Regions from separate parts of the Homo sapiens genome. Here regions 1, 3 and 4 are each linked to region 2. Evidence: chromatin loops called from intact Hi-C (ENCODE). Cell type or tissue: GM12878. All regions are shown on one strand. Links, peaks and the distances in the headings refer to the core of each region. The heading gives the core; the rest is flanking DNA. Region 1 overlaps LINC02498 (long intergenic non-protein coding RNA 2498). Region 2 has its middle 5.1 kb from the start of LINC02498. Region 3 has its middle 160 kb from the start of LINC02498. Region 4 overlaps CLNK (cytokine dependent hematopoietic cell linker).

Region 1 (7,931 bases), core at 1,218-6,217, 77 kb before region 2:
AACAGAAAAAGGAAATTTAGCAAATAGAAATGCTATTTTGAGCATGGAACATTTAAAAGCCAAGGAAAGACTGTTTCTTGAGGAACACAGGGCAGAGGTACCAGAGCTTTCAGGGTTGCTAGAAGCACGTGCTTCAGAAACATCAATAGCTTCAGTTTGGGAATCTGCTGGGGCAAGTTTCAAGTCTCAGGCTGAAAAAAGTTAGGTCTAAGGTAGCAGCATCCTTCCTAGGAAGTGGATGTCACAGGTCTCACCAAAAACGTGGAGATTCATGGCAATGAACTGACTGTCAGGACAGGAATGCCTAACAGAGATTAGCAACCGTGTCACTTGAGAAATGCACACTGGGTGCAACTCTAGGCTTCCAGAAACAAGAAACTTGAAGGAAAATGAAAAATAAGTTTTCAATTAGTATGAAGGAAATGAGAGGCATTTTACATAAACCAGGTGAGAAAGGTTGGGACCACGTAAATTTCTAACCTTTGAAGAGTAATTGCTAACATTTATCCATTTATCCAGGGCTTAGTCTGGACTGGGCACTGTTCTGTTTCACATGCGCTATATTAGCTGTTGTGTTAACTCCTATAATACTCTGATAAGGTGAGAACCACTTTTAATTCTTCTTTTATGGATGAAGAAATGCAGACACTGGGAGAAAGTAACTTGCCCAAAGTCACACAACTAATAAGAGGAGCCAGGATTCAAACCAACGAAGTCTGTTTCCAAAGACAGCACCTAAATTACCATCCTATGAAACAAGCCAGAATGAGTCTCCAAGAGAGGGAGTAATTTGCCTGCCTTGCCGAGAGAAATGCATGGTTTCACATTAAACTCTATCAAGAGAAATCTCTGCTGGAATAAATTGTGTGTCCCAAAAAACTGGCAAAGACTAACATTTGGAAGACTGGAACTAACAGGGTCTCTCCTTGGTGTGGCAGACACTGGCTAGCCAATCCCATATCCAATTCCACCTCCCTTATCTTCTTTCCACCCTCAGGTGGTCATGTGGCATGGTTCCAGTCAGTGAGATTCAAGCAGAAATATTCTTTTACATTTCTGGTTTTTGTTTTGTCTTTGTTTTACTTTAAGATGTTTAACTGACAAATCGTATGCTTTCAAAGTGTACAATGAGATGATTTAATATACATACACGTTGTGCACTGGGGGACATGGAGAAATGTTAGTCACGTGGTACAAGCAGACAAATTCTGGCTGCAACTTCCAGGAAAGCTTTTACTTTCCTGACAGCTTGTGAACCCTTTCATGCATTGCTGTCTTTTTTTTCTTCCTTCCTGGAATACAGAAGTGTCTGGAGGGACAGCAGCCTTCCAGGGATCATGAAAATAGTCACCAACTGAGGATGGTGAGCCCTTGACGGCACCATCCAGCATATTCCCTGGGCCGGGACTGGCCACCTCTGAACCTCTTGTTTGGAAACCAAATAAACCACTGTCATTTTCACTTTTTAAAAAATGAACATATTCCAGTAACTTTTTGATCATTTTAGCTGATCTTCTTCATCTTTACCTCTTGAATCTGTCTAAATTTTTAACAACCACTATCTCCAATGGGATGATGCCTCAATCCTGAGTTGCCTTTCAATAGCCTCTTGAATCTGGGCCCCTCCAGCTACCACTGGGCAAGTAATTCCACACAACTCACCGAGGGTCTGACCTCTTTTCCCCTGAGGAGCAGCTTCAGCTCTGAATCCCTGCCTGATCTAGTAACAGCTAAAGCATACCCCCCTTTCCTGATGCCCAGTTTAGGCATGGACACGTCATCTCCCCACTTCCATGTCTCTCTAGCTTTAGTTGTATCAAGAAAGCATAAGATCTAAAACCAAACAAAAGAAAAGTTATGTGAAGAGTAATAAAATACTATATTTTAACCTGCTTACATGAATAGGGGGTTGATACATTTCTTTTTCTGTTTAGTTTTTTTCAACAACAAAAAAAAACTATCTGAGAAGAGAGAAGTCATTAAATTAAGGAATACTTTTCAGATCATACAAATGTTCTAAAGCAGTGATTCTCAAAGCAGGGTCCTCTGGATCAGCAACATCTGCATCACTGGGGAATTGTGAGACATGCAGATTCTCAGGCCCTATCCTTGCTCTCCTGAATCAGATACTCTGGGGGTGGGGCCCGGTAATCTGTGTTCTGCCAACCCATCTGGTGATTCTGCTGCATGCTCAAGTCTGAGAACCATTGCTCTGGGCAATAAGTTATTCAACTAATCCTTCGCTCCCACTAACCACACTCACGTACTGAAATGCAGACTCTTTTAGAGCAAGGCCTGAGTCTTATCTATCTCTGTGCCCCCAATATGTAGTAACATGCCTCAAACAAGAACAGTCCAGAAAATATGCAGACCAATGAATGAATCAGAGAACGATAGTGGTGATTCTTCATTTTTAAAGCAAGCCCAAAGAAAGGCAGCTAATTCATTTAAAAATAATTAATAATAAAGGCAAACTAATTCATAAATTTGAATTAGAAATACTACACATGAAATAGCAGGCATTATTCTTCTTGAGCTTTGTCATAATAGCTACATCTATTGCTGTTTTTCTTTTCTATTGTGAGTTTTATTTTATATGCAGAAAAATATATTAAAATATATATACAATATAAAATTTTTAAATGAAGGAAACATGTATGAAACTACCACTAAGAAATAGAATTTTGGCCGGGTGTGGTGACTCATGACTGCAATCCCAGCACTTTGGGAGGCGGGGGCAGATGGATCATTTGATTCCAGGAGTTGGAGAGTAGCCTAGGCAACGTGGCAAAACCTCCTCTCCACAAAAGATTAAAACATTAGCAAGGAGTGGTGGCGTTGATCCGTAGTCCCAGCTACCTGGGAGACTGAGATGGGAGGATCGATTGAGCCCACAAGGTCAAGACTGCAGTGAGTGGTTATGGCACCACTGCGCTCAGCCTGGGCAGCAGAGTGAGACTTTGTCTCAAAAAAGAAAAGAAATATAATTTGGTAAGTAATGTAGAAGCCCCTTTGTCTCTATCTTTGTGCCTTCTTTGAGATAACCACTACATACAATGTTGTAACCATCATTTTACCAACCATGTATAAATCTCTCAACAAATGTCATTTAGTTTTCTCTGTTTTTGAATCTTAGTGAATAGATTACCTGTGGTTTGTTTCTTGTTCTCCAGATGAGAACCACTCATACTGATGCACATAACTGTGGTTCATTTTGACTGCTCTATGGTTACATTGTGTGAATACGCCATTTTTTTGGTCTATTCTACTATTCATGGGCATTTTGGTTATTTCCAGTTTTTGCTATTATGAACATTGCCTCGTCACAATGACCACCATCTCAGGCTCCCTTTGAGTCAGATATACACCTTTCCCTCTCCACTGGCTCCACTAAATTGTTCTGAAGCAAGTCACAGGGTATTATTTCATCTGTAAGCTATAGAGATTCTTTTGATGAATACAATTCGTAATTTTAATGCAGTCACATTGACCAATCTTAGTTGGGTCATGGGTTTTAGACTATTTTTAAGAAGAAAAAAAAACCCTTTTCTACACTGAGTTTATAAATATTTTTCTATCTTGTTTTTAAAATCTGTGTTTTTAAACCTTTCACATATAGTTCTTAATCCACCAGGAATTGGTTTCTCTGTAGGAGGATTTAATTTCATTTTTTGTTCAATATGGATACCAAATTGTTCTATGACATTCGTGGAAAAATCCATCAGTTCACATCATCACATGTGGCTACAATACCACATCTGCTGTATCTAAAGCTTCAATATCTATGCAGGCCAGTGTCCAGGCTTTCTGCTGTGCTCCATTTGCTAATGTTTCTGTCCTTGCACCAGTAACTCTGTTATAGTCCTTTATCTTTATAATCTGGAGACCAACTACTCACCTTGTTCTTCCAGAAGGCCATGGCTATTCTTAGACTTCTCAATTCTCTTATGAACTCTAAAATCAGCTCAACACATTACTAAGTGATTGTGATTTGGTTGGTACAATATAGTACATCAATTTTGAGGTAATTGGTATCTACACAATATTAATTCTGTGAATCCATGAGTGTAATATATATCTTGCATATCTCCTTTTTGGGGTCTTTTTCAGTATATTTTAATTGAGTTCTGTGATTATCTCTTTGAAGGACTCATATGATTTTGTTATATTTGTTCTTAGATAATTATATTTTTATACTATTGTAAATTTTAAATTTGACTTCTGTATGTTGCCAGTATATAGAAATAGAATTGATTTCAATATTGACTTTTGTATCTAGCAACTGTGCTGAATTATCATCCTAACTTTATCTATAGTTTTTTGACATTTGCTGTAATCTATTGATACATAAGAAATGATTCCCAAACCCGGTGGCTTAAAGCACTAGTAATCATTTGTTATCTCTCATGGCTTCTGTGGGTCAGGAATTCAGACAGGGCAAAGTGGAAATGGCTGTATTTGCTTTACAATGTTTTCAGCTGGAAAGCTGAGGGCTGGAATCATCTGAAGCCTTGTTCACTTGCCAGCAGTTGATGCTGACTATTAGCTAAGACCTTAGCTAAGGCTGTCAGCTGGAACACCCCCAAAAGGCCTCCTCATGTGCTCTGGGATTCCTTCCAACATGGTGGCCAGGTTCCAAAAGTGAGTGTTCTGAAAGAGAGAGAGTGAAAAGAGAGTGAACCATAACATTACTTCTCCTGAATTCCATTGATCTGGGCAGTCATTCATTCCCTCCCAGCTTAAAGGAGAGGGAGCAAGATGATCTCTCTCAGTGGGAGGAGTCTCAGGTACATGGAAAGCAGCATATGAGATGGTATTGGTGGGGCCATGTTGAAATAGTTTGCAACAATATTGTTAAAAATAACAGAAAAATTATCTGTAAATAATGACAGTTTTGTTTCTTCTTTTATCATCCTTATTTCTTTTCCTTCTTTTTTTCCTTGCCATACTACACTAGCAAGCCACTTTAATATTATGTCAAATAGAAGGGATCAGAAGGAGAAACTTCTCCTCATCACAGAAAAGAATGCTTTTAAACATTCCATTACTAAGAATGACTTTTGTTGCAGGTTTTTACAGAAGTAAATATGATTATGTGAAACTCATGTCCCCAGCAAGGAAGGATTACTGCTCAGCTGTAGAGATGTATTCAGCAGACGGCCTCTAGCTGATAACCCTTCAGGATCTGTGAAGATGCAGAGAGCTGCCCCAGCTGCAGTCACGTCCTGTCCAGGGCAGCCCATCTCTGGAGACTGAGCAAGGTAGGAGTAGAAAGGCCTGGCCATTTTGGCCCAACACAGGATCATCTGACGGGAAGTACTAGCTTCAGAGCTCCCCACCATGTTTTCTGATGTTCATTTTGCCTGCATTGAAATTCACTTCTTCCTTTAACCAATCCTGCTTCCTATGATACATGTTGATTCCTAATAAATATCTTACAGCCATGTCAGCACCTGACTCCAAAAAATCCATCTTACAACTGTCAAGACAGATATGGTAGGATAAAGTGGTCAATGAGAGGGGTTTTGGAACTGGATGACCCACTGCCTGGCTGGAGGGGGACCCCATTCCTGGTAAAAGGTGGAAGAGAGCGAGGTTTCACAGAAGATGGTAGTCTAATCGTTACAACATTTGTTGAAGGCAAGCTGGGAGGCTACTTCAGTGGAAAAGAATACATCAAATACAGAGGCATATCTGGCATTTAAGATATCTGGAGAAAATAGTAGCTGTAATGTTAAGAGGATTGAATAATGGGTTAACCTGCTAGGGTACCATAATACAATACCACAGACTGGGTGGATTAAACAACAGAAAACCATTTGATCACAGTTCTGGGGACTGGAAGTTCAAGATCAAGGTGTCAGCAGTGTTGATTTCGTTTAAGGCCTCCCCCCTTGCCTTGGAGATGGCCGCCTTCTCACTGTGTCCTCACATGGCCTTTCCTCTGAGAGCACATGGAGAGAGAGCTATGGTATTTGTCCCTTTGCTTATCATCACAGCAGACCTATTGGATTAAGGCCTAATTCATGACTTCACTTAACCTTAATTATGTCCTTAAAGATTCTATCTCCTATGGTCACATGAGAGGCTAGGGCTTCAACATATGAGTTTTGTTGGTGGGGCACAATTCAGTCCATAACAGATGGCTCTTGCTAAGGACCATTGATGCATTACAAAATGATAATGAACAGCTGAAGTGAGTAATAGGCAATTAGTCGGAAGTCAGATGTGAAAGTCAGGGGGCCTCTTTACTTGTGTATACGGAAGCAGGGCAAAGGAAGCCAGAGGAGCAAGTGGGAATGTTTGAGTAGCACCACCCCAGGCTGCCATCAGTCAATACCTTGCACCAGGCAGAACACTCCAGCCATGCACACTACAGCAGCAGCCCCTTCATGGTCCTGTTGGCTCCTGTTTCTGAGGGGAAACTGGAAAGAGGACATTAGAAGAACAAGCTAAAGCCCCTATGTTGTCATTGGGCTCAGGCTGCATCTGGTACTTATGGTCTGCCCCTTTGACATCTATTCAGCAGGCCAAGGTGGCTTACCAGCAGGACTGAAAGATATGACCCAATCCTTCACTTCTGGGTGGTTGGAACAGCGCTCATCCATTCATAATTGCAAATTGATCAGCCAATTTCCTTGTGATTCCTCCAGCTCCTAATGTGAACTGTAGCCTTGATGCCTTTTGCCCAGCTGGTCAATTAGCCATGCCAGTTGGTGACTCCGCCTCTCCTATGTCACTTTAAATCATGCTATAATGCACAACAGTGTGTGTACATCTTTTAGATTTTGTGGGGTTTTTCTAATCAGTTTGCCCTTGGGATATTTACTTAGAAGTATGTCAGGACAAAGAATGAATATGCATGGATTTTTAAAAATATAATGCCAACTTTCCCTCTATAGGTATTGTACCATTTTGAATTTATGCCAGCAGTATGAGGATGCTTGTTCTCCAAAACCCCACCAACAGAGAATGTCATCTAATTAAACATATTTTGTTTTTGTTTTAATTTTGAGGCTGATGTGATTTGAGAAAACCTGAGCTACACAAGGGATATATCTACTGCTTCCTACCATACCAATAAACTATGAGCCCCCTGTTGATATGGTTGGGCTGTGTCCCCACCCAAATCGCATCTTGAATTGAAACCCCCACAATTCCCATGTGTCATGAGAGGAACCCAGTGGGAGGTGATTGAATTGTGGCTTTCCTGAGCTGTTCTTGTGATAGTGGATGACTCTCACAAGATCTGACGGTTTTAAACAGGGGAGTTTTCCTGCATAAGCTCTCCTCTTCTCTTGTCTGCCGCCATATGAGTCATGACTTTCATCTTCCACCCTGATTGTGAGGCTTCCCCAGCCATGTAGAAATGTGAGTCCAATAAACCTCTTTCTTTTGTTAGTTGCCCAGTCTTGAGTATGTCTTTGTCAGCATTGTGAAAATGGACTAATACACCTGTGTATACTGATTTTTCCTCTGGAGAGTTGGAGAAAGAAACTCCACCACATAATTTGACTTTCAAGAAGAATTCATCGATAAAGCTAGTGTTTCATTCTGTCTTTGACCTTTGCCAAAGGTTTCTGTTTTCTGCCCCCTAAGACCTTGGAGAAACTGAGGTAGCGCAAGAAAGCTATTCAATGGGGTGATGGAAATAAACAAAGTAGGGTTTTCTTTATTTGCATGAGAAAGACTCATGTGGGCAAACTCTCTTTCTCTAAGTACGTAGGGGAAGTTTCAGGGAACAGATGATAGGCATCAAATTTCACAGAAGGCTAACCATTATTTTCCAGAGTATCCCACTGGCAATTATTATATTTGTATTAGTCAGGGTTCCCTGGAGAAAAAAAAAAAGGAATCAATGGGTGAAAGAGAGAGAGAGAGAGGGAGACTTCTTATGAGAGAATGGCTCATGGGATTATGGAGGCTAAGAA
Region 2 (7,931 bases), core at 998-5,997:
AGAATAAGATCTCAACTGTTTAACATAGAGAAGGTGTGCTCATGATGACATAGACCCCAGCAACCTCTTCAGCCTCACTCTTCCCGTCACAGGCTATGCCGACCTGAAATGACCCTGGCCCACAAAACAGCTTGAATTTTCATGGATGCACCATGCTGTTCATACCACTGCCCATTTTTATTTATTGAGATTTTTTTAAAGCATTATCGAGGCCTAATTTGTATACAATAAACTGCCCATATTTAATGTATACAATGTGATGATTTTGGACATACCTGTGAAGCCATCACCACAATATTAAGGCAATGGCTGGGTGCGGTGGCTCACACCTGTAATCCCAGCACTTTGGGAGGCTGAGGCAGGCAGATCACTTGAAGTCAGGAGTTTGAGACCAGCCTGGCCAACATGGTGAAACCCCATCTCCACTAAAAATACAAAAATTAGCCGGGCATGGTGGTGAGTACCTGTAATCCCAGCTACTTGGGAGGCTGAGGAAGGAGAATTGCTTGAACCCAGAAGGCGGAGTTTGTAGTGAGCTGAGATCATGCCACTGCACTCCAGCCTGGGTGACAGAGCGAGACTCTGTCTCAAAACAAACAAACAATAACAAGAAAAAAAAAACACCAATATTAAGGCAATAAACATATCCTGCACCTCTAAATTTTTCTTGTGTTCTTTTTGTTTTATTTGCTTATTTGTTTATTTGGTAAGAAAACTTGACATTAATTTTTTAAATTCGTACTAGAGTATTGATGACTATAGGCACTATGCTGTACAAAAAAATCTCTAGAACTTATTAGTCTTGCATATATGAAAACTTATACAATTTTGTTCTACTTTTTAAACTTATTCATCCTTCAAATCTAGAGCTTAGTTCACCTCCCCTAGGAAGGTAAAATGTACCTTTCTCCTTGAGAAATGATCTACGTGTGTGTGTCTACTATTTACTGAAAGTCTGCACTATCTCTGCTTCTTTCATGAATTTCTGTCTTTGCATTTGCATGCTCCCAGAGTTCTATCCAATGGGTACCTTGGCAGGAAAGTGAGCTGAAATCCATTTGACTAGTTAGCTAGCTTATTCCAGGGCTATAAAACAACAGTCCCAGGGGCCTGTATGGTTGTCAGACATTTCTAATAGATCATAGTTCTCTTTCCTACTGAGCCAGCCCAGGATCTCAGAACTCTTTGTAAAGTTATGCTGCAGGCAACCACCACCAATCAATGTGAAATGGAATATGAACTTATTTTCATCAAAAGATTCCATGAAAACAGTGAGAAGGCAAGTCCCATCTTGGGAGAAGATATTTTCAATGGACATAACAAAGCATTAGCATCCTGATCTTACATAGAATGCCTCTAAATAAAGAAAGAAAAGAGATGGCACATTTGCCGTCTTCACTCTAGGAACATTCGGATGGGAGAAATCTTGAGTTTCCTGACCTCAGGGCTTACCCTTCATTGACATAAACAACAGGCACCATAGGAACATGTGACTGTTTGATGTCAACAGCAGGTGTGAGTCAGGCTTATGTGCCACCCGCCCCCGCCACCCACCTCAACTCAGCTCACCTGCTTTGTCCTAGAGCCAGCAGAGTCCAGGCTGCTGTTAACAACTTCATGTCCCCGTGGGTAGCAGGCAGGTGCTTCTGTCTGATCTGGCTCTCCTTGACCACTGTACTCATCAAATAGACCAAGATCCCCAGAGTCCAAGATCCTTACAAGGGGGCCAGAAAGGGATGAGCTTTCTGAAGAAGCACTGATGTAAAATACCAGGAATTTTGACATCGAAGAAGATTTTTGTGATGGCAGCTGGGATTTGGCCATAATCTAGAAGACACATGGTGAATACAGTTGCAAGTCATTTAGTCATATTTCTTGCTAAATTGCTGTGTCTTCAATGGTGAGTCTGTTCAACTTTACTTTTGTTATGCTTCCCTCAATCACGAAAAGGACAAACTTCTCAACAGACTGGTCCTGAGTAAAAGTGACCTGAATTCTCTGATAAAGAAGAGGGAAAGATTCGGCTGGGTAATGCCAGGTTTGTCTCACTTGACAGTACAATGTAACTAGTTTTGCCATAATGTTGTGAGAGGAGATATGTGTGGGCCCAAGACCAGAATGGTGGAACTATGCAATCAATCGTAGATTTATAGCATTGCATGCAACAAAATGCCCAGGTTTGGTGTCAGGAAGCCCAGGTTCAGGCTTTGCAAATCCTACGATTGGGAATCAGTTCCTTAACCTCTCTGACTTTTGGCTAACTTGATTATAAAACCACGTAAAGAAAGGCTTTTCATATGGTTGTTCTAGGGAAAAAAATGAGATAATGACTATAAACCTCACAGAAGTGCAGGCACATAGTAGATGCTTATTGAGTAGTGGTTTGTCTTCTCCTATTCCACTCCAAAGGAAAAAGAAGAGAAAAGAAAAGAAAAAGATATGTATCTCTAATGGGCCAGCTGGCCATAGACTAACTTTAAAAATGCACTCTTAGGAAGTAAACATTAGCAATATATATTCAGAAACGACTCTTCAGGAGAATGGCACTTATGTATGATGGATATGCAGGAATGTCAACTCTCTGGGGCTGGAACACATTGCTGCATTCTCTGTAGAACTCTAGCACTTAGTTCAGCAGCAACACAGAACTAATATTCTATGAAAAGTGATAAAAGCATCTCTGGACAAAATACAACAAGCTCCTATCAACTACAGCCAGCAAAAGAAGATGGACAGCATGGTGCCTGGCATATGGCAGATGCTCAGAATGAATAAATTAGCAGGACTTTGAAAAACACACAGATGCATGGCAAACCAGGTAGTGCATAAAATTAATAATCATAGAAAGCAATGTGCTATCATTCACTGAAGGTGCTAGGCACTTTGAAACACTCATTTTCTCAATACCTAACTTGGAAAAAAAGTCCCCATTTTATACATCAGAAAACTAAGACCAAGAGAGTTTCTCCAGCTTACCAAGTATAACATGGTTAATACATAATGAAGCAGGAACTTGACTGTCTCCAAAGGTGTTTTTCTTAAGACTCACCTGGCCCAGGACTGATGGGGACAAGATCTGAACGGGCAGTGAAGGGGGGAAGGTGGGCTGTTGTCATGAATGTCCGGGGTGGTGGTGACTTGAAGAGTTTGGTGACTAAGAGGTGGATTGTGGCACAGGGTTTATGGGCAGACGTGGGGGCTGTAGTGGCATCAGGGCTCTTGCCATGAAAGAGGTCTGGCAGAGGCACCCCCAAGACAGGCAGCTGAGGAGACAGGAAGCTGTGGCTATCACCTGGGGATAGGGGAAATAAAAGCCAATGCCATAATTGACAGCTATAACCGAAAGGGGGGCTTGGAATTGCTGGTGGATTATTTTCCCTCTACATTGAAGCTGCTCATTTGTCTTCTTAATCTTGGGTTGTGCTTTCTGAAATCTCCTGCACTAGAAATTTCCTAAAATGAAATGTCAGAGCCTTTACTGTCCTATTCACTCCCGCCAAAAGGGAGCAGCATAAATAATTCATATTATTCTCTTTAGGATCATGTTGGCAAAAATATATTAGCAGATATAATTGTCTGACACTTCAAGGAAGTGATGTTTTAAAAATAGGAACCCATGAGGAGGGAGAGAGAGAAAAAACACCTGACTCACTTGGCTTCCTGTGGCTATTTATTTTAAAGATAAGGCTTTTTTTTTTTTGGTCCTCGAGTTGCTGTCATATATATATTTATAATGTGCAACACACCTCTTCTAGGTTCTTAATTCATCAATTCTCACCTCTTCTGCCTCTCCTCTACAAGTTTAGTCTTTGATTGCCATGGAACTTCAGAGTTAGATGGAATGTAAAAGGCTAGTCCCCATTCAGAGCTTGAACCCCTGTCCTTGGGTGTTTACTCAAATTCAAACAAAACCACTCAGTGACAGTGGAAAACCCCCTCGTCTCACCACAGGACTTTTCCAAGTTCAGTCATACCATTTCACTCCTACTTAAAAACCTGTAGCTTTTTCACTTGTCATTAAGATGAAGTTCAAAAATCCATAACAGCCTTGCCAATCTCTCTCTCACCACAGGGCCTTTGCAGGGGCTGCTAGCTTTGTGTGCTCCTCAAATCCTGTTAAATCCGCCCAACCTTCAGTAATGTGCCAGATGTAGCTTAAATGAGCTCACAAAGACTGACTGTTAAATTTTCAGACATTTTATGAGCTGATTGTTCAACAGAGCTATTATTAAAAATGAAATTACATAAACTCATAAATATATTAAAAGCAAAGGTAATAAATATGCAAAACTCATTACTTTCTAATTATTTTCACCACATTGTACTCTATAATCTTGAGGTCATTTTTGTATAATAAAAATGCTATATGATGGTGGCTACTGCACTTGTCTTCCCAATTCCACATTCATATTGATTGCTTGAAATCAGCCATAATGAGGACATTTACAACATGAAAATCAGCAAACACTACTCACTAGGGCTTGTCCCCTGCCCCACCACTCAGAGAGACCGTTGCTAATCCTTTAGGAACAAACCACTGCTTCAAACTCACCAAACTTCAGACTACGTTAGATTTGCATGTGGTATGATTTCACAGGACTGAATTCCTTTCTTGCAAAGCCTTCTCTTTTTGTAGTTACACTTTAACAGTAACTGATACTACTACATGTATGGATTCTGCCCTCCATGAGAGCAGAATTCTTGACACATTTTGCACACCATGATGATATCGCAGCAACAAAAAGGATGCCACACTCATAAGAAATTATTGGTTAATAACTGTAGGGTAAATATCAAACTCAAATTGTTAGAAACATTCAACATGAGTGGAAATCTTCAGCCCCTTTTAAGAGAGAATAACAAAATATCTTAACAGATGAAAGAGAGTTCCTCTTAGGAAGAATCTGTCTTTCTTTGAAGTAACATTCATAAGTTGAGGTTATAGAAAAAGCCTGAGAATTGTGATTACCAGAAACTAAGGAACAAAAGATGTGGCTAAAAACCCCTGCATGAGAGGAGAGGAATGGGTAGCCCGGTGGCATGAGACTGGAGGACTGGGAGCCCCGAACCACCCGGGGAGAAATCCCCTGTGGTTGCATTGCGAGAGACTGTCTCAGAAAAAGAATATCTGATAGTTCATTTGAAGTTTTTGTTGATGAGAAGTAAATAATTCTTTTTCTAAAACTAATACATAATGATTGTGCAAATTTCTGGAGAAGTTGGTTAATGGGTACAAAAAAACAGTTACATAGAAGGAATATGGTCTAATGTTTGATAGCACTGTGTGATGACTATAGTTCACAATAATTTATGGTATATGTCAAAGTAGCTAGAAGAGAACATATGGAATGTTCTCAACACAAATGATAAATGTTTGAAGTGCTGGATATTTTAAATACCTTGATTTGATTATTACACATTGTATGCGTGTATCACAATGTCACGTGTACCTAAGAAATCTGTAGCTTTCCTTCCTAACTAAACCTTAGTAAAGTCCACACACAAAAAGATGTGTGTGTGTGTATGTGTGCATGTGAGTGTAAATTAATTAAGCGAATGAATTCCATGCTTGAGATGGTACCATGGGGAATAGATACAGTATGCATGTGATGGTTAAAAAAAACCCTCATACACTGAAATGGTTAAACGTACATATGAGTTGTAAACCAGAGGTGACCACAATGAAGTAAGAATAGACCCATATGAAACTCTCAGTAGTTCTGGAGTTTCCAGTACATGAGGCATGTACGATTTTGATCGGTTGGGTTTTTTCCCTTTGATCTCAACGTGCTGGGAGATTGGGAACATGTATTTCAGCGGTGGTTCTATTTCTAAATCTATAGAGTAGGACATACTTCACTTGTAGTTGCAACTCCCTTTTGAGGTAGGGGAAAGGGAAATTTGGAGCCACCCAGAAATGTATTCAAATGCAAGATTAAAAATTCAATGTAGAGTTCAAGGTCATTATATTTATCCAGCAAGAACCAATGAAGGCTGAATGGGAATGAATAGTAGGCAGATTTTCAGATATATTTTGGAGGGAGCACAATCAGTACGACTTGACAATAGACCAACATTGAAGGTGAGGGAAACAGATGAGTCATATAATGACTCTCAGAGTTGAGGGCATGCTGGTATCACTTAGTGAAATGGGGGAAAACTGCAGGAGCACCACACCATGGAAGGAAATTCTTTACAATGTGAGGTTCAATGGTGCAGTGATGAGCCAGGGTGGCCGCAGATGGTGGCTATGCAGACCGTGAGCTTGCCAGGTAGGTGCCCAGAAACACTCATGATGCAGTGGCGTGACTAGGGCCCCACAGCCACTGCCAACACAGCCACTGGCCATATCTTTTGGCTTTTAATCATCACCTCACATTGTGCTACTCAGCATCCTGTTGGTTTCTTTGGATAAACTTAGAGGTTTGATTCATATAAATCAGTGTCTATATTTCAAATCCATTTGTTTTTCAAAAACAAATGGCAGTAAAAGTATTGTCTTGATACTGAATATAGTAACCGTTCTGGAAAATTTCCAACATGCATCTTTTGTGATCTTTCATATTTGCAAGAATTATACCTTAAACATTTAATGAAACGTGGTCAAGTAAATATCATGGGGAAAAAGTTAATGGGCAGGTAATTATACATAAATTATATGTTTCAAACTTTTGCAACGTTCCTTACAGTTCTTACAGTATAGAGGTTTAAGGGACATCAAGAGCAAACCATGACAGTATTTGACTTTCCATTTCTGATTGTTTCACTTGAGATAATGGCTTCTAGTTTCATCAGTGTTGCTTCAAAAGGCATGATTTCATTCTTTGTTATGGCTGAATAGTATTTCAGTGTGTGAGTGGGTATGTGTGGGTGTGGGTGAGTGTGTAACATTTTCTTTATTTATCCCTTGATGGACACTGAGGTTGACACTTTGCTCTCGTGAATGGTGCTGCAGTAAACATGCAAGTGAGGGCCTGTTTTTCAAATAACAATTTATTTTCTTTTGGGTAGATACTCAGTAGTGGGATTACTAGATGAAATGGTAGTTTTGTTTCAGTTGTTTGAGAAATCTCCATACTGTTTTCCATAGAGGCTGTACTAATTTACATTGCTACTAACAGTATATAAGACTTCCCTTTTCTCCACACCCTCTCCAACATCTGTTATTTTTTGACTTTTTAGTAATAGCCATTCTGACTGGTGTAAGACCAGTAAAAGACAATCCAGACCCTAAATTAAAAGGTACAGAGTGCCAAACAGGACACAAAGAGAAAAATTCAGAAGAGGAAGCAGCCATTCTCACTTAGCAATGATCCAAAGATTTGAGTATGAGATATTAACAAGGATTATATATTATCAGGAAATTAACAGAAATCATCATATAAAACATGCATCTGGGTTGAAGTTCATGGCAAAAGATATGATTCCACAGAATAATTAATTGCTGTATAAAGTGATCAAACTTGGATACGTTTAAACATACAAGTCAAGAATAATATCAAAGGTATATGCTAAAAATATAAGAAAGGGGCCGGGTGTGGTAGCTCACACCTGTAATCCCAGCACTTTGGGAGGCCAAGGCGGGCAGATCACGAGATCAGGAGATCAAGACCATCCTGGCTAACTAACATGGCGAAACCCCGTCTCTACTAAAAATACAAAAAAAACAAAATTAGCCAGGCGTGGTGGCAGGCGCCTGTAGTCCCTGCTATTCAGGAGGCTGAGGCAGGAGAACAGTGTGAACCCGGGAGGTGGGAGATGGCGCCAATGCACTCCAGCCTGGGTGACAGATGGAGACTCCGTTTCAAAAAAAAAAAAAAAAAGAAAGAAAGAAAGAAAGAAAGAAAGGATACATCACACACAGATCAGTGACCACTGAGGTGATGGCAAACCTGCAGCAGTTCTTTGGTAAAGGTACCTGTTGACCAAGG
Region 3 (7,931 bases), core at 909-5,908, 160 kb before region 2:
TTAAGCTTGGACTATTGCCCAGGAAATGCTGAGCTATCCTTCTGGCCTCTCTGATGCCTGCTCCATGTTTCAGCCAGAAAACACAGGAAATCAACCGACTGGGAGTCTTCTGTGTGCTCTGTGGCACCTTTCCTCATGTCACCCCATGCACGTGCAGCCACCACCCCTGAGGTTCTTGTCTGGCTCTTGCTAATCAAAATTCTTTAGAACCTAATGCTTCTCCTCTTTATGCTCCTGCACAGGCCCAAGGATGGGGCCCTTTTCTTTGTCTTGTTTTGTTTTTTATCTACCAGTTCCTGGAAACAATTTGAATTATTTCTTATCTTTCTCTTTGGCCCCAATTAATAGCAGCCTTGCTTTTACTTCCATAGAAGCAATATATGTTTATTGCAGATAATCTGAAAAATACAGAAGAAATGACAGAAGAAACAGTTTCCAATGTAGAGACAACCAATATTAACATATTAATATACTTTTTCTGATTTATTTTCTATGAATATATTTATAGATATAAGATATATTTTTGAATTACATATAATCTGGCATTTTCTCTTAACATGATTTTATGAATATTTTAGATTATCATGAAATATCTTCAAAAATACTTTTAAAGTTGCTGCAGAATATCCTATTAGAGGGGAAGACCATCATTTACTCAACTTTTCCCTGTTGTACATTTACTGTAGTTCAAGGCACCATTGATCATAGTTCTCCCAGAGCGGTTTATATGATAACCCCAGTCTCATCATAGTACAGATGGCAAATGTACCAGGTGATGTGGAAAGTCAGGGGCTAAGATTGACCTCTGCAACCAGCCTGCCAGCATTTAATTCCAGCTGCACCATTTACTTATGCATAAGCTCAGATAAGTTGTTTAACATTCTATACTTCAGTTTTCTCACCTGAAATGGGGATAATAAAAGTCCTTTTCTCACAGGTTCATGGGGAGATTAAATGAGTTAATACCTCTAAACTGCTTACAAAAGTACCTGGCACATTGAATGGTTGTTATTATTATGGCACTGTTAGGGAGAACAGCTGTCCCCATTCATGATGTTGGTTTTTATCAACTGAGGATGGACCTCTTCAGTAGGACCCCTGGCCTCCTTCACATTCTCCCTCTTCCTGGATATTCTTCAGAAGAGGGTGGACCTACCTCGGTGGTAGCTTTGGAAAAAGACGTGGGTATATGCAGTGTTGTGGATTGAATAGTGGTTCCCAAGAAAGATATGTCTAAGTCCTAATTCTTAGAACCTATAAATGTGAACTTATTTAGCAAAAGAGTATTTGCCCAATGTAATTAAGAATCTCAAGATCATCCTGGATTCAAGGTGGGCCCTATAACCAATGACAGATGTCCTTTTAAGAGAAGAGGCAGGAGAATCTTTGATGAGACAAAGAGAAGGTGAGGAGAAGACCCACGTGAAGGCAGAGGCAGAGACTGAGGTGATGCGGCCACAAGCTAAGCAACTCCTGAACCCACCAGAAGCTGGGAAAGATAAGGAAAGATTCTACCCTAGAGGCTTTGGAAGGACCACTGCCCTACCCACTCTGATTTCTGGACCCCACAACTGTGAGAAAACAAACTTCTGTTGTTTTAAGCCACCAGGTTTGTGGTACTTTGTCATGACAGCCTTCGGGAAGTAGTTCATGCAGCCCAAGCCCTTTGTCTGGGTAGTCAGAACCACATGTTCTAAGCTGCTGCTCCAGGTCCTAATCCTCACGTGGACGGGTTTGGCATGGTCTTTGCTGGGGTGAATGAATATGTGTAACACTGAAGATGACGATCAGGAAGCCTACCTGGCAATGGATATCCATGACACTTTCTTCCGTTTCAGCTCTATCAGTATTAAAAGACATCTACTGATCTCCATATGACTCATTACTCCTTGTCTTCCTTTCAGTTATGTAGAATCCAGGAGAGAAACCCCAGTAGCTACATTAAACTTTTGTGGTTTTTTATCTTTAAACTCATTTCTCCTATCTGCTCTTAGGGTAAGAGTGGCATCCTTTTATGCAAGGGTCTGGGTGTATTTAACTGCCTTCACACGCGCTCCCATTTTCTCCACTTCTTATTCTTTCATCTTATCTTTGGATGATTTCAGAAGGTTCCTGTCCTGTCTCAGGCTCTTATGATCCCAGCACTGAAAGCTGGGTGCTTGCCTGTGACTTGCTGCTTGATTCTGTTCTCTCTGAACCTCTCAATGCCTACCCAATACTGTGTTCAATTTGCTCCTGCCTCTTTGGGCTTGACCCAGCATAACCTTCCTTATTCTCCATCTCCCTTTGCAGCACTCTCAGAGCCTCAAGATTGTGTATTAATAAACCCTGTGATGGAGACTAATGTGACAATTTTGATGTGGATTCTCATCCCATGTGATAAGAAAAACATAAAATATTGCGTGATGTTTTTATTGAAGTTTTATGCACTGTAATTTTTATGTTCTCTTTCTCCAATCCAATCCCATATTTTCCATATACAAAATTTAGTGTTTCCAATGCAATCCATGCGTGAAACTCCACACTATTAACAAAGCTATCATCCTTGCTACCACTTAACTCAGTCAAGAGATGCCTTGTAATGCTAATGACTTCATATTCCTAATTCTTTTTTGTTCAACTAGATTACAAAAACCTGGGAGTTTCTGTAACTCCAGGCAGTTTTCACTCTTAAGCACATTGCCACCATGCTCTTAAAGGACTATAGCTCATTCCAGCCACTTTAAGTGAAAACCTGGGAAAATATGGTTCTTAAATCTTACCAAGAGGGGCTTTTGCCCAGAGCTCTGTGCTTTAAAGTATCCAGTAAAGCACACACACACACACACACACACACACACACACACATAACCACACACACATTTGTTAAACAAAACGGGAATGGCTCTTTTACTTGTGATCTGATACTTCTTGCAGACACAGGACAACCTTGACCATAAACATCTTTTTCTATTATCCACACTATTCTAACCCCAGGAAATTCTTCTCATATCTCCTGCCTTATGTTCTTGAAGAAGAGATGCCTACATCTAAAATTCTTGAAGGTTTGTGGATTATGCCAACTACTGACTTTAAACATGTGTACTGCTTCAGTATCCAGGAAGGACTTGAGCAAGAAAATACTGAAGAGAAAAGACAAATTTCTTAGTTTACCCCATCTTCTCTTTTCAGATGGCTTGAATGAAATAAATCATTTCATAATAAGGAATGGCTTGGCACTCATGACAAGAGCTCATTTGTTTTAATTCATGGTATCAGGGGTATGCAAGGGCAGTGGGGTATAGCACATTTAAATAGTTTGCTTTTTTATGTGTAATATTTAAATATTTAGCCATATAGTTTGTAGCCCTGCATTTGTTCTCCTGCTCTGAGCCCTGCAAAGGAGAAGGGTAGACCTGCAGGAAGGAGCTAATTACGTCTGATGCTCCTCAGCCTGCTTTCAGGATTTAGCTCAAGACAATTCTTGATGCATTTGGGAAGTATTGATGCATGTTTTTCAGATGAATAAAAGCTAAATATCAGAGGCTGAATCTTTTTGCAGGAATGACAAAGTGATCAGTTTTGAGACTCACATCAAGGGGACCTAAACTTGCTTACCAGGGGAACCTCAGACAGAAAACAATTTAACTCAACTCTGAGTAGTATTAGTGGAGCACAGGAAGTGACAGGAAAAGGGTGCCTCTGCAGGCAGAGACAGGAAAGGGCAGCAAGAAGACTGTTTTTGAGAATGGAACAGTCTTAAAGATAGACCTGATTCCCAAAGGTGTCATTTTTCTCTCCTGCAACTAAGAATGCAAATAAAGTTCCTTCCACAAAAGACAGAAGCAGGGACTGTGAGAAGCAATCACAGGAGGAGGAAAGTATGGGGGAAATGAGGAACCGTCGGCAAATTACACATGTGGATTTTCACCAGCCACACAGAAATGCACAAAATACATGAGGGCTGAACTTTGACCACGGGCAGCTCTGGAGTCAGAGAAGTGAACCATCATCCCATCAGTTAAGACACTAGAAGGAAAGACCAGCCAGAATGGGCACAGAGCATCAGGATCCTGGAAAAAAGTAATTGGTGGTTGTATACATTTGTCAGATCATAATTACTGTAGGTATTTATAAATGGTTCAATTTATCATGAAGGTATGATTGTTTGCAATTAACCCTGCTCTCTTTATGAAATACTAAACTAACAACTTCCTCAGGTATTATCAAGAAAGAGGTCATGCCAACAAGAAATTTAATAAAAGTTCCTGTTTCCTGATAGGGTAATCCACAAAAATATACTTCTTACTGCATGAGAGAAGGAAAACAAATGAAACGAGAGTAAAGAAAATGCATAATGCAAATGCTATGCCCTAAGATAACTTAATATATTATGTTATACAATCACCATAACACCAAGAAAGAAAACTGGTATGATCTCTGAACTACAAATGAGTAATTTAAGACACATAGTGTGTAATTAATATGCCCAAGATCATATAGCTAGTAAGTGGCCCTACTGGGATTCAAATTCAGGACATCTCATTCTAAAACCCTGATTCGTAGTACTTAGCACTCAATTCCTGGCCCGAATCACATATACTATAAGTCAACACATATAGTTGACTTGAAACTGCCCACAGATGAAATGATTAGCTAGCGTATTAATTTCCTATTGCTGCTGTAGTAAATTATTACAAACTAAGTGGATTAAACCAACATACATTTAGGTATTATCTCATATTTCTGGATGTCAGAAGTCCAAAATGGGTCATTAGGGCCATACATCTTTTGGAAGCTCTAAAGGATTATCCATTTCCTTGCCTTTTCCAGCCTCTGGAAGTTACTCATTTCCTTGGCTCATGGAAAAAAAAGTAATTGGCTCCATCCATCTTTAAAGCCCATCACTCCAACCTCTGCTTCTGTTATCACATCTTTTTACTGACTTTGTTTCTCCTTCCTCCCTCTTATAAAGATTCTTATGATTACTTTGAGCCTACCTAGATAATCCAGGATAATTTCTCTGTTTCAAGATCCTTAAATACATCTTCAAAGTCCCTTTCCCTATGTAAAGTAACGTATTCACAGGCTGCTGGGAGTAAAACATGGATAGCTTCAGAGGGTCATTGTTCAGCTTACCAATAGCTCTTCGTTGATTGATAGTGGCAGGTACATTGCAGATGTTTTGCTTTTATTGAGTGCTGGCAGAGTTCAGATTCTCCCATAAACAATGAAGGGTCAGAGTCTTTTCCTGGCCCTCTGCCCATCTGTATTAGACAGAACCTGCACTCCTATAATTGCAAAACAAAAGGCTCAGGGACATAATGGGAAGCTTAATGTGGTTATCTCCTGCTTCTAGATGGCCAGGGGCTTAGCTTAGCAGAATCTATACAGCCAACAGTCCATATGGGCTTGTTGGAATGGGATGAGTCTGGAGAAGGCACTTGATCAAAGAAATGAGGATCTCTACTGTGAGAGAAGGATAGAAATGGTTTGCTTTGCATCAGAATTTACAAGCAAAATTTCATGGGCTGCAAAAGAAAAAAAGGGTTAAACTGACACCAAATACTTTTTTTTTCTCTTTCCCTCAGAAACACATCACTTATTAGCTCTATAAATAGCTTAACCATGCTGGACTCCCATTTCTTTTGAAAAATTGAAAGGATAATACCTTAGTAAAGATCACCAGGAAGATGGAACAAAATACCATTTGCAATGAGAGTTCACCCCAATTCCTGGCATGTAGCTCAAAATTATGGTTATTTTACTGTAGTTCAGTGTTGCATCCAGGTGGCTTCACAGACTGGTTGCATAAACTCTGGCTCTGTTTCTAAGAGCCTTATTTTCCCTCACTAAATGACAGAATGATAAATATTCACCTAATAGGTTTAGCAAAATAAGATATTTTATCAGAGGTCACAATTCAAATGATGTAACCCATTTGCTATCAGCTTGAAACGTGGGATTGATGTGACGCATAAAAAATACACTCTACTGTGTGCCGTGGCTCATGCCTGTAATCCCAACAGTTTGGGAGGCCGAGGTGGGTGGATCATGAGGTCAGGAGTTCAAGACCAGCTTGGCCAACATGGGGAAACCCCATCTCTAAGAAAAATACAAAAATTAGCCAGGCGTGGTGGTGTGCACCTGTAGTCCCAGCTACTCGGGAGGCTGAGGCAGGAGAATTGTTTGAACCTGGGAGCCAGAGGTTGCAGTGAGCAGAGATCATGTCACTGCATTCCAGCCTGAGTGACAGAGCTAGACTCTGTCAAAAAAAAAAAACAAAAAACAACAACAACAACAAAAAGACAAAACAAAAACAAAACCACTCTATAAATTTGAAACATTTTAGTATTAATGAAAGAATGTATACTAGTAAGTGATTGAGTGCTGACCAAGCCAATGATGCCTGTCTCTGTTCTGCACTTGTTCTCAGGAGCCCCTTGTTCTATAACATCTTTTCTTTTCTCCATCTATTTAAACCATAGTGTCTTTATAATATGCCTCCAAGCTTCTCCTGCCCCTATCTCATCTTCTGTGTCTTGCCCTCAATGCACTCAATTTTAGCTCAGTTCACTATAACTTGTGCTTTTCTGTAAATAAGTCATCAATTGTATTATGCAAACCGAAGGCGCTACACTGACTACCTTGTCATTGGAGCTCTCCAAAACCGAGGCACTCACTCCACCATGGGCTCCAGGTTTTCTTCCTGGAAGTAGATGCTGGCCTTCCTGCAGGGTTCTTAGATTGCGTTTGCCCAGAAGGAGACTCAGCAACAGGGATACAGGTGCAAGTAGCAAACATAAGTAGGGGAACAAAGAAGTGAAATGGAAACAAAATGGGCAATAAAGCGTTTGTTACTGTGTCTACTGGAGAATTCCAGAACAATGTAGAAGACGTGCCTCAGAGTTAGCCTGCCTGAGGGGCCGGAGAGCTACGTCATTTCTACACAAACTCCTGTAGTCGTTGTGTCTTTGCTTGAGGACTCCTGAAGGAGTGGGCAGGGGTGCTCCAGTATCTATCTCTAGTTGGTTGCATCATGGACATAGTGAAACAAAACTTTTGAGAAAAGAAATCTGGGATTGGTATTTGGAAATCCCCTAGGGACAGGGTATGTGGGAGCGGCATGGGCCACAAGAATCAAAAGCTTAAAACTAGAATAAAATCTAGACTCAAAACCCTACTTTTGCTAGACACCATCTAAAATCACATTACTCACCTTCCTTTCTCTAAACCACTTTCCCTTCTGAAAAATGAAGATTATGGTATCTACCCGCAGGGGGCAGTAGCTCATGCCTATAATCCCAGCACTTTGGGAGGCCAAGGTGGGCAGATCTCTTGAACCCAGAAGTTTGAGAACCGCCTGGGCAACATGGCAAAACCACGTCTTTACCAAAAAAAAGCAAAAATTAGCTGGACATGATGTCCTGCACCTGTGGTCCTGGCTACTTGGGAGGCTGAGGTAGGAGGATTGCTTGGGCTTGGGAGGCTGAGGCTGCATTGAGCCGTGATGGTGTCATTGCAGTCCAGCCTGGGTGACAGAGTGGGAACCTGTACCCCCAACAAAAAATCTACCTTTTGGAATTGCTCTAAAAATTAAATAAAATAAATGAATTAGTATAGTGCCTAGGTCATTTAAATGATAACAGTTATTATTATTATTAAACCAGTATTAGCATAACACAATAGCCTGCATAGGTATCTAATAAATATGTACTGAGTCTAAATTTATATATAATGAAATTCTATTTTAAAAACTCCAAAAGGCATTTAACTTGAATTTTTCCTATTTGTATTTTTCCATCATATTATCCAGAATGTCAGAAAATTACAGATGTTATGGAAAATAATTCTTCAAACATCAGGGACGTGTTTTAATATATGTTAACAGAATGACCTTGCTTTTCAGCACTCCACAGAAAATAAGCTAATTAGAAGGAAGGAAAGAACAT
Region 4 (7,931 bases), core at 1,685-6,684, 100 kb after region 2:
TTTGAGGTATTTTTAAATAGTATTTAGTTCCTAATACATGACGAATGCAAAAGTAGTGAGAGCATTGAAAATTGTGCAAATGAAAATTGAGAATTTTTCTGTGAAAACTGAATAAAAATGACAAAGGTAACATGGGTGTGTGGCATGATCTTTTCAATAGTAAGAACATTCTTGAAGACAAAGAGAAAGTCTGTTGTGTTTAAAAAGGGGGGCAATGTGCACCAATGGCATTTAGCAAGAGATGAGCTGAAGTGAATGTCAGGCACTAGGCTAGACCTAGGGGTACAATGATGCACAAAAAAAGATGACCCTGCCCTTGTGGCATTTCAACTTAGTACAGGAAATGAATATTCCACAAATAGTCACACAAAGGTTGTAGATGTTAAATGAAAGTTGTATAGTCTGATATGCGTGGGATACTGTGCATGTTGCCTGGGCAGAATTAGAAGTCCCTCCCCCTCTCCTGATGTATTCCTGTTGAATTCCTGCTAAGGGCTAAGGACATTGTCTTCACATTTTGTGGGCTTGGAGATAGAAAAAGATGATGGTGGACATGGCAGAGGTCAGATGGAGAGAGGTGGAAAGACTCAAGATAGTTTGGAGGGAAAATCTCCAGCATTGGTTATGAACTGGTCCAGAGGCATGAGATGGTCAAGGACGATGCCTGGACACTCGTACTGTACAACTGGGGAAAAGAAGTTGCCATTCACTGAACCAAGGAAGTCTGGGAAGATGGAGTTTTGAATGTTAAGAGTTACGTTTTGGATATTTTAAATTTTACATGCTTATCAGTCATCCAATTAGAGATAGCAGGTAAACACCCTAGACAAGAGCTATTCATGCCTTCAGCCACCATGTTATACTGCAACTCAATCTGTAAATCAGGTAATGCGCACCTTGAGCCTTCTATTTCAGAAACAGGGGTAGGTGTTTAAATAAAAAGACAGACCTCAAAAAAAGACATATTTGAATCCTTACCCAATTGTCCAATAGCTGTGTGACCTCTGAAGGAGAATTGAGAAAATCCTTTTGCCTGTGTGAGCTTCACTAAAAAGTAAAGGTAACTTCTATGTCATAGAGTTGCTTTGAGACTAAAAAGAACATTTTCTAATTGGCAGACACTACAGTTGAAATATTTTCCCTTTCACTTGTTCGTTTCCCTTTCTCTCCTCTATATCTTGGTTACTTGGTAATGAGGCTAGAATGAATTAATATTAGACACGAATCAAAGATTACTGAAATTGTTCTGTAATGTTTAAAATTATTTGCTTTACCCCTAGTTCCTGACCATTGCATATACATGTCTAGATTAACTGATTGATCAACTGCCTATCCACCAAGGGTCCTCATCTTATTTTCACATAATGCAAAGATCTGCAAAACTTACAGCTGCCTGTAATTGTGATCTTTCCTCCCCTGTCATTTCATTTCTTTCTTTCTTGGTCTGAGCATCTGGGGCAAAGGCAATATTTCCTCTCCCACCTATCTCTGGTTTCCAGCCTTCTACTTACCGAGTGCCACCTATCCTAGAACAGAACATCATTAAATGACTTCCCGCAGAAGGCAGCTGGAGTACTCAGCCTTTATGAGAGAGGACACATACCTTAGACACTTGAATGTGCTTTTCAATCAATATGCTCTGGGCAGCAGTCACTCAGACTCTGCCTAGAACCTGTAGAGCTCTTCGGGGCTGACCTCACCATATTTACCCAAAGACTGCTAGACATCAGGAGGAGCAGGAGAGACACAGAAGGCCAAAAGAGAAGCTTTCTTTAAGCTATGCAAGTGGATCCAGAAATGCTGATTCCGTAAAGCAGCACTGGCATTTGGTGCCATTGGTCTGTGGCAAAAAGTCAGGGAATCTCTTCCTTTGTGTTTCTTTTTCATACATTCTGTAAATAATATCAGTACAGCCCTTATTTATTTCTCCATCCATTTATTCATTTGGCAAATACGCCTGGAGATAAATGGCTTGGTGTAATGAGAGAAACGCCCTCAATCCTGCTTACCTGCTACAAGCAGATGGACATCACAACACCTATAGGGCAGTGGTGCCTACCTAGCACAGTGACCAGGCTGTGGTAAGTACCTCATAAGTAATGGCTTATTGTTATAATTGCTGAAGAAATGTACAAATTTATGAATAAATGAAAAGATGGACTAAAAATTGATGACTGAATGAATGAGAAAGAAGGATGCTCAGATGGTGTAGATAGATAGGAAATTGGAATGAAGTGGACTTGGGGAAAGGTATATAAGCCTTCCCTCTCCCTCTATAGTGCTATAATTAATTTTATTGGCTCTTCCCCTCCTAGAATTCACAGCCTATTTGGAGAGACAGTGGCTCCAAAATTTTTGAATCCACAACACATAGCCCAGAGTTTGGTGTAGAGTGAGCAGAAAGAGTGGAAACGACTCTGAGCTTCTGGCTCATTAGACACAAGTTGGAATCCCAGCTTTGCCTGTGAGAGCCTGGGCCAGTCCTTTGACTTTCATGAATCTCCATTTTTTTCCATGAGGAGGGTGACAAGAGCTTATCTTCAGAATGGTCACAGAGTCCAATGGGTACAAATGCGTGTCATAGTAACTTGCCGATCATCATGTACTATAGAAAGGCAAAGTTGTTCAAATAAATTATCAGGCTCAGGAATAAACAAACAGACAACAAGCCAGATTCAATTCCAGTCTACAATATTTCATCAGTGTCCACAAGACTGAGGAATCTTTGCAGACAATAATCCAATTTTCTGGAGTAGGAGCATAGTGAGGCTATCCTCTGTTATATCCCTTCATTATTCTTAGTCTTGCAGGTATTCCTTCTCCCCAGGCCCTCAGAGGTTTTGCACTGCCGTGGTCCCCAAACACCAAGCATGACTTGGGATTGACTGGCAGCATCAGAAGCCCTGGGTGAGGACTGAGGAGAGAGAAGAAATTTTCGTTTTCAAAGATTTATGGGATATTTCTGAAGCCTTGAAAAAAATAAATTTGGAGAGGTTCTAATTTTGGAAAACTTGAGAGAGACTGTGGCTGTTTATAAAAGAATTTCCCAGTGATTAGCCAGCATGGTGGGTAGCTACTGATATGCTCACCTTCACACTGCCTTCCCCCCTGAACTTCACACTGCCTTCCCCCCAAACTCTATAAGTTGCAAGACATTGTCTTGAAAACTAGTTGGGCTTGAGAGACATTGGCCTGGTTTTGGGGCTGACCTCACCATGTGGTCTCTTCATGAGTAAATGTGCAATCTCCCCGAGGTTTGCTGAAACACTCAACCTTGTGCTGAGGTTTTCTTGATGTGGGCGTCCCCTCGCAGATGCCTGGTGGGTGTTAGCACTTCCTCGCTCTGCCCCAGCTGTGCCCACTTCTGATCCCTAAGACATGTAAATATCAGGGGGCCTCATCTGTGAACACCCCATGGCCTTGACTCTCAGGCTGCCAGCATGTCTTGGGAAAGGGAGCCTGCCTCCCCTCTCTTCCTGAAAGCCGAGGCCAGGTCAGTGCCAAGAATAGCCAGTATTTTTTGAAGAAGGACCTTCACACAGCCTGTGAGGGTGGCAGGCATAGGTGCAAAGGGAAAATTTCTCCTTCATCCTCTGAAGTTTCACGATAAATCAACTCACGAAAGGCAGATTAATTGGAGAAAACACATACAAATGTATCTGACCATAGCTTTAGGTGACACGGGAGCCCTCAGAATGAAGACCCAACCCCTCAATGAGGCGCAGAAGTTTATAAACCATCTTGAGGTTACAGAAAGAATGGGGGCATGGGAGCTGGTCATACAGGTCATGGGAGGGGGAAGAAGAGGACTTCCGTTGAAGGACAGTAAATGGTTACCAGGGAGAATTTAATAGCCTTAAAGAACAGGCAATTATCTGGGACAAGCTCTTTTGGGTCCTCAGAGCAGACAATGGTTTGTGACAAAAGTCTGCCCAGGTGTGTTGACAGATCTTAGCCTTCCTTCCTGCAATATGGGTTCAGCTCATGAAAACTCAGACAAAGGGCAGGAGGTGATTGTTTTCTTCATTGGTAGGTCTGGACTTTAGGCAGACAAAGACTTTCAGAGAATCCTACACTTTGGGAGAGACGGTAAGATGTGGGGAGGCCTGAAAGAGCTTAAAGCTCCTGTTTCAGTTCAGCATGTACAAAGCATCATATTTTGGGGTATCGGTTTCTGAGCCCCAACACAGGCATCGCAGTCTTCACTGAAGAAGGAGGAGCAGAGGCTACTGTGCACAGTTCGTCCCAGGGAATGAGAAGTTGAGCCCAACTCTGCCTCCAAGGCCCCTCAGCCCCTCCAGCTTTCATCTTCTGCTCTATTCTCAATGTGCTGGACCACATTCTAGGTGCCGTCTTAGTCTGGAGAGCAAAGGAGAAACAGACCCTGACTTTGACAAAGTTAACATCAATACAGACCGAAAAATGTAACTAATCTCATAAATGAATATTTGCAAACTACTATGAGTTGATTTCATCTGAGTTTTGAATGTAGCCTTGAGTTGAAATCTGAAGGACAATTAGGAATTTCAGCAAAGAGTGAAAAAAAAAAAACAAGTCTAACTAAACAAGCCTTTTAAGGAAATGAAAGGCCAGTGAGGGAGTTTGTGTGAGGGAGAAACATTGAGATAAGCCTTCGAAGATTATTAAAGACCAGACCATATAGGTCCATGGGGACACTGTCCCAAGAGCAAGAAGCTGTTACAAGTTTTTAGGCATTAGAGTAATATAAACAGGTACACATTTTGAAAAGCTTCCATAGGCTGCTTTCTGGAAACAGATTGGAGGAGGCCAAGAGGGTTACACAGGATGCCAGTTAAAAGGCTGTTATCCAAGTGAGAGGTGGCGGTCTCACTAGCAGCAAAGTCTGAGACCTGGATTCTGGTGCAAGTGAATTATGCGGGGACCTCTTGCAGCAGAACCCTGCAGGGGAAAGAGGGAGACAGAAGGGGGAAGAAGTGTTATGGGGAGGCCTGACCTAAGCCTGATTTCTCAGTAAGTTCTGGAGCTGAGCTATTTCACAGACTCTGTGAAGCCCAGAGGTGAGGGGCTCAGGCAGTCTGTAGCCCAGAATGCCTGTGGGGGTGGGAGTGGGGAACCCAACCTCTCAGACATCACCAAGCCCTGTGGCTCCTGTCAGTCAAAGGCAATCCTCCCAAAAAGGATTAAAACATGAGTAGTTAGCAATCACCCTGCAGCAGCAGAAGGAGGAGACAGAGAGACGCTCTGTCTCTCTGACCCTGTCTCTCTCTGTCCCTCTCTGTGTCCGTCCTTCTCTGTCTCTCTCTCCCTGGCCTTGACAGTATCCACTACGCTCCAGTCATGGTTCCAAGTGGCAATGTTGTTTGGATCAATGAATCAGACCTAACATAGTACTCTATGTTACTAAGTAGAAACCAATGCCAATGATATTAAATAAGTAACCATACAGAAGCTTATGTGGCTAATGGCTTTTTAAAGGTATTGTTTCCTCCAAATGCCAGAACAGAGGGAGAAAAGGGCAAGTTTGGGAGGGACAATTCTCATTTTGTTGAGGCTCTAAAGTCCTGGTGCAGGGCCAGGCTTTGAGGTGTGTGGGATGTGCTTCCTGTTCTGCATAAAGGTGGCAATTGTGTTCCAACACCTGGGACACCTTCCACCTCCACAGTCTGTAGCTACTCCTGGCCCTCAGGGAGGTGTCTGTAAAACTCACAGTTTTCGTCAAGTAAAATGAACCCATTCTCTATGGATATCAAGTTTCCTGCCAACAGCTTCAAAGAAAAAGGAAAGTTTAAGTCTTTTGGAAAGACTTAAAGGGAAAGCTGCCCTGGACACCGCTTTGACCTCTCGCTGATGTAGCAAATTGCTTGGGTGAAGTTTACAGAGGCTGGCTGTATCATGAGAACCAGATTCTAGAGCTAGTCTATGGATGAAACGTGGCACAAAATCTCTCCCTGTTTTACAGGTGAAGAAACTGAGGTAGGGAGACATTAAGCAGCCTACTCAAAGAACACAAAGGTAGTGAAAGGCAGAACCAGGAGTGAAGCATAAAGCACGTGGCATGACACTCCATGTCAGACATTAAAACACATGTCCGCAACTGTGAATTTGGGAAATTGTTAAAACACGTTATGACAGTGACATTACAAACTGTAATGCAGTCATCAAATATGATTTCATGGAGGTACATCTCATAGTGCATATATCCTAATGCATGTATTTTTTACCAAAAAATTAGTATTTACATATATGTGTGCCACAAACCAGAATATATCGTTTGTATTATACGATTTTTATTTTCCTGTTTTTTTCTTGTACTTTTCTCAATTTTCTCGTGTGTTAATTTTGTAATAAAAATATTCTATAAATATAAACTTAAAAACTAAATTTCAAAAAAGAAAGGAAAGGGGAAAGTGAGGAGGGAGAAGCTGACTTTCTCCAGTTGTCTTACAGGAAAGAAAGAATTTGGTGCGAATAAATGACATTCAAGAGAATCAGAGGAAAGGCAGATGAGTTGATGTGGGTCAACGAAATAAAAAGAAGCAAGAGAAGGAGAGCATGAATGAGAAACAAAAAGGGGAGAGAGGAACTGTCTGTCTAAAATCCAGGCATCCTGGTGACAAAAGCTGCTCAGATCATTGCTCTCAGAGCAAACCTCACTCCACAGATGCAGCAATGGGGTGCAGGGTTCTGAGGCCACTTCCCCAGCTCTATGGGGACTGAGGCAGAGCTGTACTGGGCAGGCGGACACTGCACAGTGGACAAGGCATGAGCCCCAGCCAGGGAGACCTGGGTTTGAAGCCAGCACCACCCCCAACCAGTCAAAGTGCACGAGTGAAGGATGTCCCCCAAGATTCAGCCTCTACACCTTAAAGGTGGGAATCATTTCCACACACGAATGTTTCTGTGAAGGTTAAATTAAAAGAACGGTTGAAATGAATGTGCCCACTACAGAGAAGGTCATAACACATTGGCTTCCTTCCCTAGTCTAGAGAATTCCTTCCCCATATGAGAACCCTCAGCCTTGAGCTACATTGGCCTCAGATGCATCAGTAGGAGTTTGATTGGTAACAGAACCAGTTTCTGCTTTCTGACTCTGTCTCTTCCTGTCTATCTCTGCCTCTGTCTCTGTCACTCTCTGTCTCTCTATTTCCTGCTGTCTCTGTTTCTCTGCCTCTCTCTATCTCTGCCTGTCTGTCTCTGTCACTCTGTTGCTCTCTCTCTGTCTCTCTTTCTCTGTGTTTTAATCTCTGTCTCTGCCTCTCTCTACCTCTGTGTCTCTTTATCTTTCTGACCCTGTCTCTCTGTATCTCTCTGTGTCTGTCCTTCTCTGTCTCTCCCTCTTACACACAAGCACATGCACCTGCACACGCCTGTAGTACAATAACCATCTGGCACTCTTTATTTCCAAAGTCTATTGATGATCTCACTGGGTCTAAGGGGACCAGTCTGTTGGAAAGAGAGCAACAAGCCCAGAAGGGCCAAGCTCAGGGCAGAGGCAGTGAGAAAAGCAAACACAAATTGTTGAAATAACCTCCCCGTGGTGTCAGCCTGTCATGTTTGCCCCCTCTCTCTGCCTTTGTACGCCAAACACCTCCCTCTGCAGAGTGGCGGACAGCTCTGCTTTCAATTATATCGGCTAATGTTTCCCTGTCACAGCAAGGCTCAAATCTTGCCAGCCATCCACAGGGCCTGGTGGATTGGTCTGTTAAAATCCTGCATGGCTTTACAGCACCATGGGCAAGAGATCTTCCTATCAAAGGCATCTCTGAGCTAATGCTACTGTGATCTTGGCTTGCCTGCAGCTTTGGGAATGAAAGATGGGTTCACATTCACAATACCATGATGGTTATTATTCTACTGCCCAGTAAAACTATGTAATTTGTCCTTGGAAACTGCCAAGAAAGACATCCCAGACTCTTGTCTCTGAAATCAGGGAAACAGAATCGAGAAAA

What was found. Peaks named below come from ENCODE experiments on the same cell type or tissue, not always from the same donor. Only the 100,000 strongest peaks of a DNase experiment are listed, where the experiment ranks them.
Region 1: a loop joins it to region 2, with 5 times the contacts of the local background. A loop is called at or near these places in 1 of 110 quality-filtered maps.
Region 3: a loop joins it to region 2, with 2.9 times the contacts of the local background. A loop is called at or near these places in 1 of 110 quality-filtered maps.
Region 4: a loop joins it to region 2, with 2.7 times the contacts of the local background. A loop is called at or near these places in 1 of 110 quality-filtered maps.

The regions. Positions count from the first base shown.
Region 1 is chr4:10,805,446-10,813,376 of GRCh38, reverse strand. LINC02498 (long intergenic non-protein coding RNA 2498) reads right to left here. Exons shown (of 4, transcript XR_925377.3): 4 at 4,440-4,650. Among named protein-coding and RNA genes, the nearest start is that of LINC02498, 72 kb to the right of the region's middle. RefSeq lists an enhancer at 6,039-7,238. In GM12878, for the core only: no CTCF peak of the experiment used is centred there; a DNase peak (open chromatin) is centred at 3,266.
Region 2 is chr4:10,728,497-10,736,427 of GRCh38, reverse strand. It overlaps a transcript of CLNK not described here. Among named protein-coding and RNA genes, the nearest start is that of LINC02498, 5.1 kb to the left of the region's middle. RefSeq lists a silencer at 4,019-4,068. In GM12878, for the core only: no CTCF peak of the experiment used is centred there; DNase peaks (open chromatin) are centred at 3,927, 4,593, 5,011 and 5,677; H3K4me3 peaks cover 1,196 bases; H3K27ac peaks cover 3,217 bases.
Region 3 is chr4:10,889,355-10,897,285 of GRCh38, reverse strand. No RefSeq gene overlaps it. Among named protein-coding and RNA genes, the nearest start is that of LINC02498, 160 kb to the right of the region's middle. In GM12878, for the core only: a CTCF peak has its summit at 3,690; a DNase peak (open chromatin) is centred at 3,710.
Region 4 is chr4:10,624,933-10,632,863 of GRCh38, reverse strand. The region is part of intron 2 of CLNK (cytokine dependent hematopoietic cell linker); the gene reads left to right. LOC105374480 (a long non-coding RNA gene) reads right to left here. Exons shown (of 5, transcript XR_001741593.2): 5 at 3,729-4,359. Among named protein-coding and RNA genes, the nearest start is that of CLNK, 56 kb to the left of the region's middle. In GM12878, for the core only: no CTCF peak of the experiment used is centred there; no DNase peak of the experiment used is centred there.